Regions from separate parts of the Homo sapiens genome. Here all the other regions are linked to region 2. Evidence: read pairs that join two places in POLR2A ChIA-PET (ENCODE). Cell type or tissue: MCF 10A. All regions are shown on one strand. Region 1 overlaps OBSCN (obscurin, cytoskeletal calmodulin and titin-interacting RhoGEF). Region 2 holds the start of MRPL55 (mitochondrial ribosomal protein L55). Region 3 has its middle 11 kb from the start of JMJD4.

The links. Peaks named below come from ENCODE experiments on the same cell type or tissue, not always from the same donor. Only the 100,000 strongest peaks of a DNase experiment are listed, where the experiment ranks them.
Region 1: POLR2A ChIA-PET joins it to region 2 with 5 read pairs; 1 of 35 experiments calls an interaction of 5 or more read pairs at or near these places.
Region 3: POLR2A ChIA-PET joins it to region 2 with 8 read pairs; 5 of 35 experiments call an interaction of 5 or more read pairs at or near these places.

The regions. Positions count from the first base shown.
Region 1 is chr1:228,258,186-228,262,185 of GRCh38, forward strand. It overlaps OBSCN (obscurin, cytoskeletal calmodulin and titin-interacting RhoGEF), which reads left to right. Exons shown (of 116, transcript NM_001386125.1): 17 at 1,316-1,591. Among named protein-coding and RNA genes, the nearest start is that of OBSCN-AS1, 47 kb to the left of the region's middle. In MCF 10A, a CTCF peak has its summit at 1,971; a DNase peak (open chromatin) is centred at 1,966.
Region 2 is chr1:228,106,878-228,110,877 of GRCh38, forward strand. It overlaps MRPL55 (mitochondrial ribosomal protein L55), which reads right to left and starts at 2,422. Exons shown (of 5, transcript NM_181463.3): 1 at 2,272-2,422; 2 at 2,078-2,144; 3 at 1,358-1,441; 4 at 791-992; 5 at 1-41. The coding sequence starts at 1,383. RefSeq lists enhancers at 641-1,355, 1,356-2,069, 2,338-2,507 and a silencer at 2,778-2,867. In MCF 10A, no CTCF peak of the experiment used is centred here; a DNase peak (open chromatin) is centred at 2,484.
Region 3 is chr1:227,722,565-227,726,564 of GRCh38, forward strand. No RefSeq gene overlaps it. Among named protein-coding and RNA genes, the nearest start is that of JMJD4, 11 kb to the right of the region's middle. In MCF 10A, no CTCF peak of the experiment used is centred here; no DNase peak of the experiment used is centred here.

The DNA of each region.
Region 1 (4,000 bases), 150 kb after region 2:
CGAGACCTCGTCTCTACAAAAACTACAGAAATTAGCTGGATGAAGTGGCACACGCCTGTAGTCCCAGCTACTCAGGAGGCTGAGGCAGGAGGATCACTTGGGCCCAGGAGTTCCAGGCTGCAGTGAGCCATGATCACACCACTGCACTCCAGCCTGGGCAACAGAGTGAGACCCTGTTTCTGGAAAAAAAAATAAAAGCAACAACAACAACAACAACAAAACAGGCTAAATGTCAGAGAGAAAAAGGTTGTGGTACTACATTGACTCCCAAATGCCAACCCATGACAGCTTGGCATTCTATCAGTATATAATCATTTGTAGTTGTGTATATATAGATACCAAAAAATCCCACTGTGTATCTTTCTAAAATATTGTGTTAAGAGAGTGCGATAAATTCTTTAATGGTAATACATTTTATAAGTTTTGGAGAATTGCCAATTTGTTAGAGAAAACTATGAAAAAGTTACACAGGAAGAAACAGACAACTCAGATAGTCCTATAGCTTTTAATTAAGTGGAACCAGTAATAAACAATATTTTTATAAAAGGTCTAAGCCCAGTGGATCTACTGATAAATTATACCAAATATTCTCAAAACAAATTATTGAATGTTCTTAGAGATCCTTTCAGAGAATAGAATGAGAAGATACACTCTTGAACCTGTTTTATGTGGATAGCATAACATAGATACCAATTATGACAACAGTATAAAGATTTGAAATTACAGGCCAGTCATTATGGATATCCAGGCCAATGCTTCAACAATATATTTTCAAAGTGGTATGACCAGTATGTCAAAAGGAAAATGCACTATGATAAAAGGCATAATTTAGAAATGCTATACTCAATATATTCAATATTCAAAACATCAGAAAATGTCATGCATGACATTAACAGATTGAAAGAGAAAATCTCAATAAATGCAGAAGAAAAGTTTGATGAAATTTAACATCATAAATTCTGAACAGCTGTTTGATAAAGTTTAGCATCAGGCCTGGCACGGTGCCTCATACCTGTAATCCCAGCACTTTGAGAGGCTGAGGCAGAAGGATTGCTTGAGCTCAGGCATTCGAGACCAGCCTCCCAAGCAGCAGGGACCACAGGAACATGCCACCATTCTGCAGGGTGCCCTGGGGATGTGACAGATCCTGCATGCAGAATGGATGGAGAAACTGTGTTCCTTGTACTGGGAGGCGGTGGTGCAGAGCCTGGAGAGCATCTGTCCCTCGCACTTCCCCTTCCAGGCCTTCTCTCCCCAGTGCTGCCTTCCTGACCTAGATGGTGGTGGCCACCCTGTGCATCCCTGCCTTCCCCAGAGCCCAAGGCGGTGTTTGCTAAGGAGCAGCCAGCACACAGGGAGGTGCAGGCTGAAGCAGGGGCTAGCGCCACACTGAGCTGTGAGGTGGCCCAGGCCCAGACAGAGGTGACTTGGTACAAGGACGGGAAGAAGCTGAGCTCCAGCTTGAAAGTGCATGTGGAGGCTGCAGGCTGTACACGGAGGCTGGTGGTGCAGCAGGCAGGCCAGGCAGACACCGGAGAGTATAGCTGTGAGGCTGGGGGCCAGCAGCTCTCCTTCCGCCTGCAAGTGGCAGGTCAGTGGTTTGGGGATGCTGAGTTACCTTGTGTGTAGGTGTTGATGAGATTGGCTGATAGACCCCAGTACTCTTTCCATTAGAGTTCATCTCTGGAAGTCTCTCGTAATCCTACCTGCCATTTTCCTACCCATGGCTGGCCCGAGGTTGGCCAGAAGGGATAAATGCATACAGGAGACACTGTGAGTTGTGTTTCCAGGCAGTAATGCTGTTCACATATTCCCAGCACCCAGTCAGAACCCACAGGTGCTCCCAGGTGTCCAGCCCTTTGGCTCAATTGAACTGAGGGGCTGCTACTGGAGGCTGAAGTAGACCAGATGTCTCTCACCTGAGGCCATCCGAGAGCTTGCACCCAGCCTCACCAGCCCGACCTGAGGGCTCCCCCTGTGGAGAGATGGTTGAATTCCATTGAACAAGGATAAGGGCAAATTTCAGCCACACAATCATTCTTGGAATTATCTCATGATTGAACTTTGGATTATCCAAGTTTTAGGTGTTCGGGGACCCTCTTCTCATCTTTCTTATGGGCATAAAAAGTCTCTGTGCACCCACATGTGGCAAAATCTATATCCTGGGTTTTTTTATTTTGTTGTTGTTGTTGTTTTTGAGACAGAGTCTGTCACCTAGGCTGGAGTACAGTGGCACGATCTCAGCTCACTGAAACCTCTGCCTCCTGGGTTCAAGCAATTCTCCTGCCTGAGCCTCCCAAGTAGCCAAGATTACAGGCGCCTGCCACCACACCTGGCTAATTTTTGTATTTTCAGTGGAGATGGGGTTTCACCATGCTAGTCAGGCTGGTCTCAAACTTCTGGCTTCAAGTGATCCACCCGCCTTGGCCTCCCAAAGTGTTGGGATTACAGGTGTGAGCCACTGCACCTGGCTTGTTTTTATTACACTGCCTACAGAATAAATGCAGAACTGGGAATTGGTGGCTCTGGACTGCGATACACCACTGTGAGGTTTGGAATTATCTTCTGAAAGTATATGTTGTTTTCATTTGCTCTTATGTCAGAACATTCTGTGACTGAACTTCCCTTAGTTTAATTTTGTATATTTAAAACTGAAGAGGAATAAACAAATCAAGCTACATCAGCACACATTTTAAAGATGAATTACTATACAGCAGCCACTGACAGATAAAGCAGTATGTGTTTCATACCGTTCTAATAATTCATGGCTAGTTGATAGAGAAATCTGAGAACGAGTTCTATTTTCCTTTAGTAAGAGAGTCTTTTGTCGGATGGAGGTGGAGTGCAGTCACACACTTGTTCATAGGTACCGACACTTAACATTGGTGTCACATCAGCATGTAGGAGTTCTTGGGGGTGTACAGATGCCAGAAACCCCACTTTGTAGGTACTTGAAATGTTGTTATTTGAGAACATGCCATTATTATTATCATTATTTTGAGACGGAGTCTCACTCTGTCACCCAGGCTGGAGTGCAGTGGTGCGATCTTCGATCTTGTCTCACTGCAACCTCCTCATCCTGGGTTCGAGCGATTCTCCCACCTCAGCCTCCCGAGTAGCTGGGACTACAGGCGCGCGCCACCATACCTGGCTAATTTTTTTGTATTTTTAGTAGAAACAAGGCTTCATTATGTTGACCGGGCTGGTCTTGAGCTCCTGACCTCAGGTGATCCACCCACCTCAGCCTCCCAAAGTGCTCTGATTACAGGTGTGAGCCACCATGCCTAACCCTATATTTATGCAAGTAAATTTGAAAAGTTTTGGCAAATTGATCAATTTCTTCAAAACTATATCAAAAGTAGAAATAGGCAAGTTGAACAGTCCTATAACCTTTTATAGAAATGCAACAAATAATCATCTTATAGAAGGTTACCCCAGTGCTCTACTGTAAACTGTACCAAATATTCTGGAAAGAAATTATTCTGTGTTCATAGACATTCCTCTAGAGTATTGAAAAAGGACCTCAGTGCTCTATCTCATTTTATGTAGGTAATAAATATCATTAATACCAAGCTCTGACAGGGTGAATATGAAGAATTAAAATTGGTCAATCTCTTATCAATATCAAGGCTCACTATCTTAAACTAAATATAGCACCCTGAATTCAGCAATTTATCAAGAGGATAACACACAATGACAAAAGTCATAGTCCAGTAATGCAAGGATGGTTTAACATGAGAAACATTAGAAAATCAGTACAAAATGTGACATTAACAGATTGAAAGAAAAACGAATGTGATTACTCCAATATGGAGACTAAAAGCATTGGATAAAATACAACATCATAAATATGCCAAAAATATTTGGAAAAATTTAGCATCAATTCATGTCATACAATTCTTAACAAACTCTAAATAAAAACATTTTTCCTTAATTTCATAAGCAATAGTATAAAGAAAACAAGCTAACATTACACAAACATGAAACCTTGAAAGCGTTG
Region 2 (4,000 bases):
CGGCGCTCCTCAGGAGACAGGGTGTCCAGATCTATGGGCATCTGCAGGGGACAGACCAAGTTTCGTCCATGTGGATCGAGGGACCTTGAGAGCTACTGGGGGGACAGCCCAAGGCCTTCCTCTCAACTTACGTCTTCCATCCTATGCTAGCTTAATTTTCAAACATTCTTATTGGTCTCTCCCTTCAAAGCTTTCAATCTTTAAAATAAATTGTTCTGTGTTTTCCCCAGATTTGATGTTTTTAAAAACACACAAGGCCAGGCATGATGGCTCACTCATACCTGTAATCCCAGTGCTTTGGGAGGCCTAGGTGAGAGGATCGCTTGAGCCCAGGAGTTCAAGACTAGCCTGGGCAACACAGAGAGACCCCATCTCTACAAAAATATCTTTCAAAAAATTAGTGAGGCATGGTGGTGTGCACCTGCAGTCCCAGCTACTTGGGAAGCTGGGGTGGGAGGACCGCATGAGCCCAGGGGGTCAGGGCTGCAGTGAACCGAGATCGTGCCTCTGCACTCCAGCCTGGTTGACAGAGCAAGACCCTGTCTCAAAAAAATAAATTTAAAAAATAAAAACACACTACTGGTTAGTCCTATCTAATTTTGGTGCTTAGAGTCAGTTTTGGATCTAAGCCTTCCTCCACTCCTCCAACAACCACCTGCTCCCCTGACTCCTGTCATGTGGTACAGTGACCACAGCCACATGTCCATCCGAAGGCGACTGGTCACCAGCACCCCCACCACAGCCTCGACCCCAGCCCGGCACCTGGAAGCACCTGGAGAGGGAAGCTTACCGCCAGCATGCGCCGTGGCTCCCTGTAGCGGATGTGGATGGTGGAGCCATCCTGCTTCACCAGCAGCACGGGGTAGAGTCGTGCATAAGCCTGGCGGTGCACACGAGTGAGTGAGGCCCTGCTGCTGTCAGCTCGCCAGGAGGATGTGTGCAGGCGGCGGAGTGCAGGTCCGGTGGCCTTCACGGTGCTCTGCCTCAGCCGGCTGCAGATAAATGTTCAAGCTCTGGTCAGCCGACAGTGCTGCAGCAGAGTGCCAACATGACTGAGGCTGGCTGTGATTGGGCACTGCCGGGCCACAGGAGACATTACCAGAGCTGGTGACCCGTGCCGGGGCAGGATGAGCCTCGGGGCTTCCTCAGGAGCCACAGGCTGTGGTCAGAGGCGTTCTGGCCCCCTAGCCAGGAAGAGGCTGCCAGGCTGAGCAAGGGCACAAAGCTTCCAGCACAGGGGACAGTGGACAATAGCAAGGACTAGGGAGGATTAGAATGGCGGTTTCCTGCTGAAGAGAGGGGTTCCCTGGGGTGGCCCCTGACAGTAATCCCCAGGGACCTAAAAGTCCATGCTTACCCAAGCAGGCTGCCCACGGCCGCCATTCCTCCTTACAGCCCCAGTGGCACGTGGAGGTGGTCAGTACAGGCCCTGGCGTGCAACCTGCTAGGCAGAGAATGAAGAGATCTTTTTTAAAAGGAAGGTTCTTCCACCTAATGGTTTCTTATCAAATCCCAGCCCAGGATGCTTCCAAGACACATGTAATCACCACGCCACTCACCAACCTCTCCCAGCAACCCTTGGACTTCTCAGAACCGCCTGTAGAGGTTTTTCCAAAAGCAGAAGTTGGTCACTACTCCCAAAGATTCTGAGTCAGCCTGCGGCAGGGCCCAGGCTGTCTGTTCTGGCCGTTACCGAGTCTGCGAAACCTCTCTGAATGGACTGCAGCCTCAAAAGTGGAGCTGAGGTCATGCCTTGCTTTCTAAGGTCATTGCTAGTTTTAATAAAAACTCAGTGAAGTGAGGATTGTCATGCTTGCTTAAAGGAGAATGGAGGCCCAGGGCTGCTTTGCTGTGACCTGGATTCCCATGGGAGTCTGTGCTGAGGTGTGCGAAGTAAAAGCCCAGTTTTCAATACTCAGATTCCAGGAGATGAGGCTGCACAGAGGCCGAGCGCCCAGCTTCCTCTGGCGTACCCCTGTCTCTCACCAAGGAAGGGACCTGAAGACAGGTCCGGCTGCCTCTAAAATGGAAATCCTGCTACGTGTCCTATGCCCACATCCCTCTCCCTCGGCCTCACCAGCACAGGAGCCTGGGGCTGGTCCAGGAGGGTCTTCGGGGAAAGCTCCCTCTCCTTTCCTGCTAGACTGCATGGGGACAAGGGCTTATCACAGGTGCAGCCCCCTGTCCCCTTCCCTGCCTCCCTCCCTCCCGACTCCACCGGGAGGGTACAGCGCCTCCCGCCTCTGTTCCCGGCCCACACGAGGCGCCAACCTGCGGCCGCCACAGTCGCTGCGGAGGGGTCTGAGGACAGGCGGTCCTGACTCCCGCTGCCCGGTGGAACTAAGACCAGGGACGAGGCCACGCAGGAGATCAAGGTACTCACTGCGTTGGGTGCTGCTGCGCTGCAGCCCACGACGTCACTGGCAGGCGCTGCGTCGCGCGGTATGACGTGTTCCATGGCAGGGAGAGGCAAGAGTGGGCGGTGAGACACGAAGATATACGCCCCTGTTGGGCGGGGCCGGCGCGGCGTGATGTAATCTCGGGGGCGGGACGAAGCCTAGGTGGGCGGGGCCTGCGGGGGCGCTGTGGCGGTACAAGAACCCAGGCGGGGCCGGCGAGCAGGTGACCTCCGTCCCTACCGGGAGGACCAGGGCGGGCCGGCGAGGTCGAGGGGGACCCGCGGGTCTGAGGGAGGACGGAGTGGGGGAGTGCTGAGGGAGGACCCGGGGTGGGGAGCTGAGGGAGGATCCGCAGGGCTGAGGGAGGATCCAGGAGAGCTGATAGAGGTCCCGGAGGGCTGAGGGAGGACCCAGGGGTCCTGAGGGAGGACGCAGGGGGCTGAGGGAAGACGCAGGGGGGCTGAGGGAGGATCCTCGGAGCTGAAGGGGCATCAGCTGGGCTGAGGGAGGACCCAGGGGGACTGCGGGAGCACCCGGGCGGGGGCTGAGGGAAGGAGGATCCGCGGGGCTGAGTGGGCACCAGCTGGGCTGAGGGAGGATCCAGGGGGAGCTGCGGAAGGATCTGCGGGGCTGAGAGAGGATCTAGAAGGGGTGAGAGAGGTCCCAGGAGGCTAAGGGGGGAATCTGCAGAACTGAGGGAGGTCCCAGGGGGCAGTGAGGGAGGATCCATGGGCGCTGAGGTGGGAATCTAGGGAGGCTGAGGGAGGATCTGTGGGGATGACGGAAGTTCAAGGGGGGCTGAAGAGGCACGCAGCGGGCTGAGGAGGACCTGAGAGGCTGAAGGAGGATCCGAAAGGCTGATACAGCGGGGCTGAGGGGGGATCCGCGGGGTTGGCGGGGGCTGAGAAATGACCCTGTAGTTCACAGCAAAATGGAGTAATTTATGTCACAACGTAACCAAAATGGAGTGGGGAGGGCCCTAAGGAAGCAGCTGTCACGCATTTCTGAAATGCCAGAGAGGCTCGCTATTACCTTGTAAACAGAGCTTATTCCGGGCATTTCCACTGGCCTGCAGTATTCCAGATGAGATGTTTGGACCAGGGCAGGCAGATAGCATCGCCTATCTGCCTCAGCGAACCAGGGTCACTTTGTGCAATGAGTTCATGAGACCAGGGCCTTTGTTTTGTGAAAGTTACAAATAAGGAGTGAAATCACTTTGTCAGGCCCAGACAAACAGGGCTGGGAAGAACAGGAGGCTCAGGCTTAGTGTCTGAGATAAGAATTATTCGCAAGGACTTTCTAAAAACCCCACAAGAAACCCTTTTGTGTCATTCACGGGTCTCCTACTTTGACAAAATTTAGACCATCTTTAGGACTGCAGTAATTCAGTTAAGATGCTCGGAATAAACACTTGCCCAGTAATGGCAGCGCCACCAATGAACTGAGGACAACTTTGAGCTTTGGCGTTGGGCCCCTGGAACCAATGAACTCTTTCTAAGCAGCTTCTGTGAACCGCTCCCTTTTCGCTGATAAAAGTTCCCTTTTCACTGATAAAAAGTTCCCTTTACCCTTCCCTCACTGGGAATGCTGGTGGCTTGCTG
Region 3 (4,000 bases), 380 kb before region 2:
AACTGCACAAATTGTAGAACCATGTGTGTTTGAAAAATATGAAATCTGGGCACGTTGAAAAAGGAACAGGATAACAGCAATGTTCAGGGAACAAGAGAGATAACCTTAAACTCTGACCGCCGGTGAGCCAGGCAGAACAGAGCCATATTTCTCTTCTTTCAAAAGCAAATAGGAGAAATATTGCTGAATTCTTTTTCTCAGCAAGGAACATCCCTGAGAAAGAGAATGAATCCCTGAGGGTAGGCCTCTGAAATGGCCGCTTCGGTGGGCGGCCGTCTTTTATGGTCGAGCTGTAGGGATGAAACAAGCCCCAGTCTCCCATAGCGCTCCCAGGCTTATTAGGACAAGGAAATTCCCGCCTAATAAATTTTGGTCAGACCAGTTGTCTGCTCTCAAACCCTGTCTCCTTAAAGATGTTATCAATGACAATGCATGCCTGAAACTTCATTAGCAATTTTAATTTTGCCCCAGTCCTGTGGTCCTGTGATCTCGCCCTGCCTCCATTTGCCTTGTGATAGTCTATTACCTTGTGAAGCATGTGATCTCTGTGACCCACACCCTATTCATACACTCCCTCCCTTTTTGAAAATCACTAATAAAAACTTGCTAGTTTTGCGGCTCAGGGGGCATCACAGAACCTGCTGACATGTGATGTCTCCCCCTGACTCCCAGCTTTAAAATTTCTCTCTTTTGTACTCTGTCCCTTTATTTCTCAGACCAGTTGACACTTAGGGAATATAGAAAAGAACCTACGTGAAATATTGGGGGTGAATTTCACCCAATATCTGGCTGAATTTTGCCCGATATCTGGCTGAATTTCCCCTGATATCCTCGCAGATGGAACAATGATGAGAGTACACTTGAACAAATGAAAAGCAGACATATTTATCCCTTATGCATTTGGGTCATCCTTCTGCTGTGTCCTGCATCCATTGGCTGGACCTGGACCTCACAATCTTAAACTGATACCTGATTTGCTAACAACCTGAAACTTTCCTAAATAGGTAAGTGCAAGGGAGAACAAAAAAGGAGAGGAAATTGCTTATGAAAGGTTTAAAGAAGCAATAACATTTCCAAATAAGGAAGGGGCATGAGCTATGAACTAAGACTTGCTGGGGCCTGTCCAGACATGCCTGAGTAAGGCAAAGCAACTAAGTGGGCTAAAGTGTAAGAACTAATAGTTGATAGGGGGCTTTAGAGCAAGAAGCTATTATCTCTAGTGTCTATTATTTTATTTTTAAACTAAGACGAGCTCTGAAGAGGAACTTTTCTACTTTCCACACTCTCTTATTCTACAATTGCCCCTCAGTGACTCCATTCTGTGGAACCTGGACGCTCAGCCTTGATCTTCCCAGGGCCCTCTTGCCCCTGTGAAAGGAAAATAAATCTCAAGACCCTAAACTAAATAAGCCAAACGGAAAAGTCAGTCTGGGAACTGGGTCACACAAACCTGCCTCCCATTTCGTGTCTACATAAGATAGCTACAAAGATTTAAAAAAAAAAAAAAGCATCGCACCTCTCTCACAATTTGCCCACAAATTGTGGGCTCCAAGATTTTTACCCTAAAACAGTTCTGTTTCATTTCACCCTGACAATGTAAATTGATAGCTTATATTCACAGGTATGGAACAAAGAACAGAACTCAAAGTCATCCCTCTGCCTGAGATATATGCATATCTGATTGCTTCCTGTGCCCTATGTTTATTTTATCTTATGCAAAAATGCAGATTCACCAAGCTAGATAAATGTGTGACTATTTCTCTACCCACCCCCCCAACGTAAATTGTGTATTCATTGAATGGCTGATCAAAGACTCAAAAGGATGCAACCGCTTGCCTCTTATTTACCCACACCCTTTTCACAATTCCTTCCTCAATCCCCAATACCCACCCTTTTCATTTTAAATGTTGAGGTCCCCAGATCCTCCTTGGAGAAACCATGGGCCACAGTTTTTCCCGTGGTTCTGTATTCTTTTCTATTCCACATCCTTAACCTTGGAAAATAAACCTCTTAAAGTGATTGAGACTTGCCTTGGTCATTTTTTTTTTTTTTTTTTACACCTCAGACTTGGAATCCCTAATCCCCCTTCCTCAGACTCCCGGATCCCAGGGCTTTCTCTTAAACACCCATTGGTATCACATCTGGGGGTACCTTAAATACAGGACAGTGGGGAGGGGCTGGGTAGAGGGAAATGTTGCCTGATATTCTGCCCTCTGGGATATGGATCATCATTTCCTCCCTTTGTGGGCCTCAGGCTTCTATCCATAAAAATGGAAATAGGAACACTCATTTGGTTGTGTAGACCTTACCCAGAGCCCACCTCTAATAATATAAAGGCCAAGAATGCAATCCCCTTTTTTCCCCAAGAAGGTAAAGTCCTCAGAGCCAAGGAGAGAAGGCTCAAGGATGATAACCATGTATTGTAGTGTAGAGAGCACCCTTGACTTAAGTAACCCCATCTTAGAAAAAAGACTCCATTTTACATTTCTTAGGACACTTTGACAACAAGGATAAGATATTTTGCTTAATAAATTTTAAAAAAAGGCCTGCATCCAACCATATAAGGATATAAACAAGCATACTCATCCACTATCAGTTCTCACCAGTGGACTCTGTTGTCATAAAAATAGCAGGCCATCAGCAGCTCAAAACAGCTGTCTTAACTAACACCATCTTGCTGGCACTCATAATAAGAACTCGACATCTGCTGCCAAAGCCTCTGTCTGCCCCATCAAAGATTCTTTCTTGCAAGATTGATGGACTGCCTGGCCCAGACCAGAAGATTCTCTTTGTCTTCATTTAAGTTCTCCTCGAACTGGTTCTTTAACATTTTCTCCTATCTCTTCTCTTGATGTTAATGTTACTTTGTTGTCAAATGTTTAATCTATAACATTTACATATTAAGTATACTATTAGGTAGTGTTTGCAATATTTACTGACTTGTGGAGTGGCTTGAGCCTGTGTGCCTGTGGCTCTGACTACCTAGTGAACGGGAACTACTAAGGAGAATTGCCTCCTCGGGAACTCCATGTAGCTTGTGGCTTTTGTGATTGAATAGAATCAATAAAAGCCTGACATTGTGGAAAGACACATATATCCATGGGCTTCCTTGTCTCTGACCTTGCACCACACTTGAGATACAGTTTTCAGTGTTCCAGTTTACATGTCTGTCATTAAAGTTATTTCTAATTATTTTGCTTTTGAGTTTATTGTAAATAGAAGGCTTTTTAAATTTCATTTTCAATGCTCATTTCTTAAGTGCAAAAATATAACCAATTTTTTGCATCTGTTAAGTTTGCTGAATTCCTTTATTCTAATATGTTTTAGTGAATTTCTTACATTTTTCTAAATATAAGATCATATCATTTGTGAACAAAGATCATCGTACTTCTTCCTTTCCAATCTAGATGGCTTTTATTCATTTCTGTTGCCAAATTGTCCTGGTTAGCACCTCCAGTACAATGATAAACAGATGTCATTAGAGTGGATGTATATATCTTGTTCCTGATCTTAGGACATTAGTATACAGGCTTCCACCACGAAGCATGGTGTTAGCTGCAGGGTTTTCTTTCCTTTTTCTTTTTTTTTTTTTTTTTTTTTTTGAGACAGAGTTTCACTCTTGTGGCCTGGGCTGGAGTGCAATGGCACAATCTTGGCTCACTGCAACCTCTGCCTCCCGGGTTCAAGCGTTTCTCCTGCCTCAGCCTCCCAAGTAGCTGGGATTACAGACATGTACCACCATGTCCAGCTAATTTTGTATTTTAAGTAGAGATGGGGTTTCACCATGTTGGTCAGGCTGGTCTCGAACTCCTGACCTCAAATGATCCACCCATCTTGGCCTCCCAAAGTACTGGGATTACAGGCGTGAGCCACTGCAGGGTTTTCATGTGCCCTTTAGCAGTCTGAGCATATTCCCTCCTGTTCTTATCTCGTTGAATGTTTTCATCATAAAGATGCTGGATTTTGTCAAATTTATTTTCTGCATTTGTTAAGATGGTCA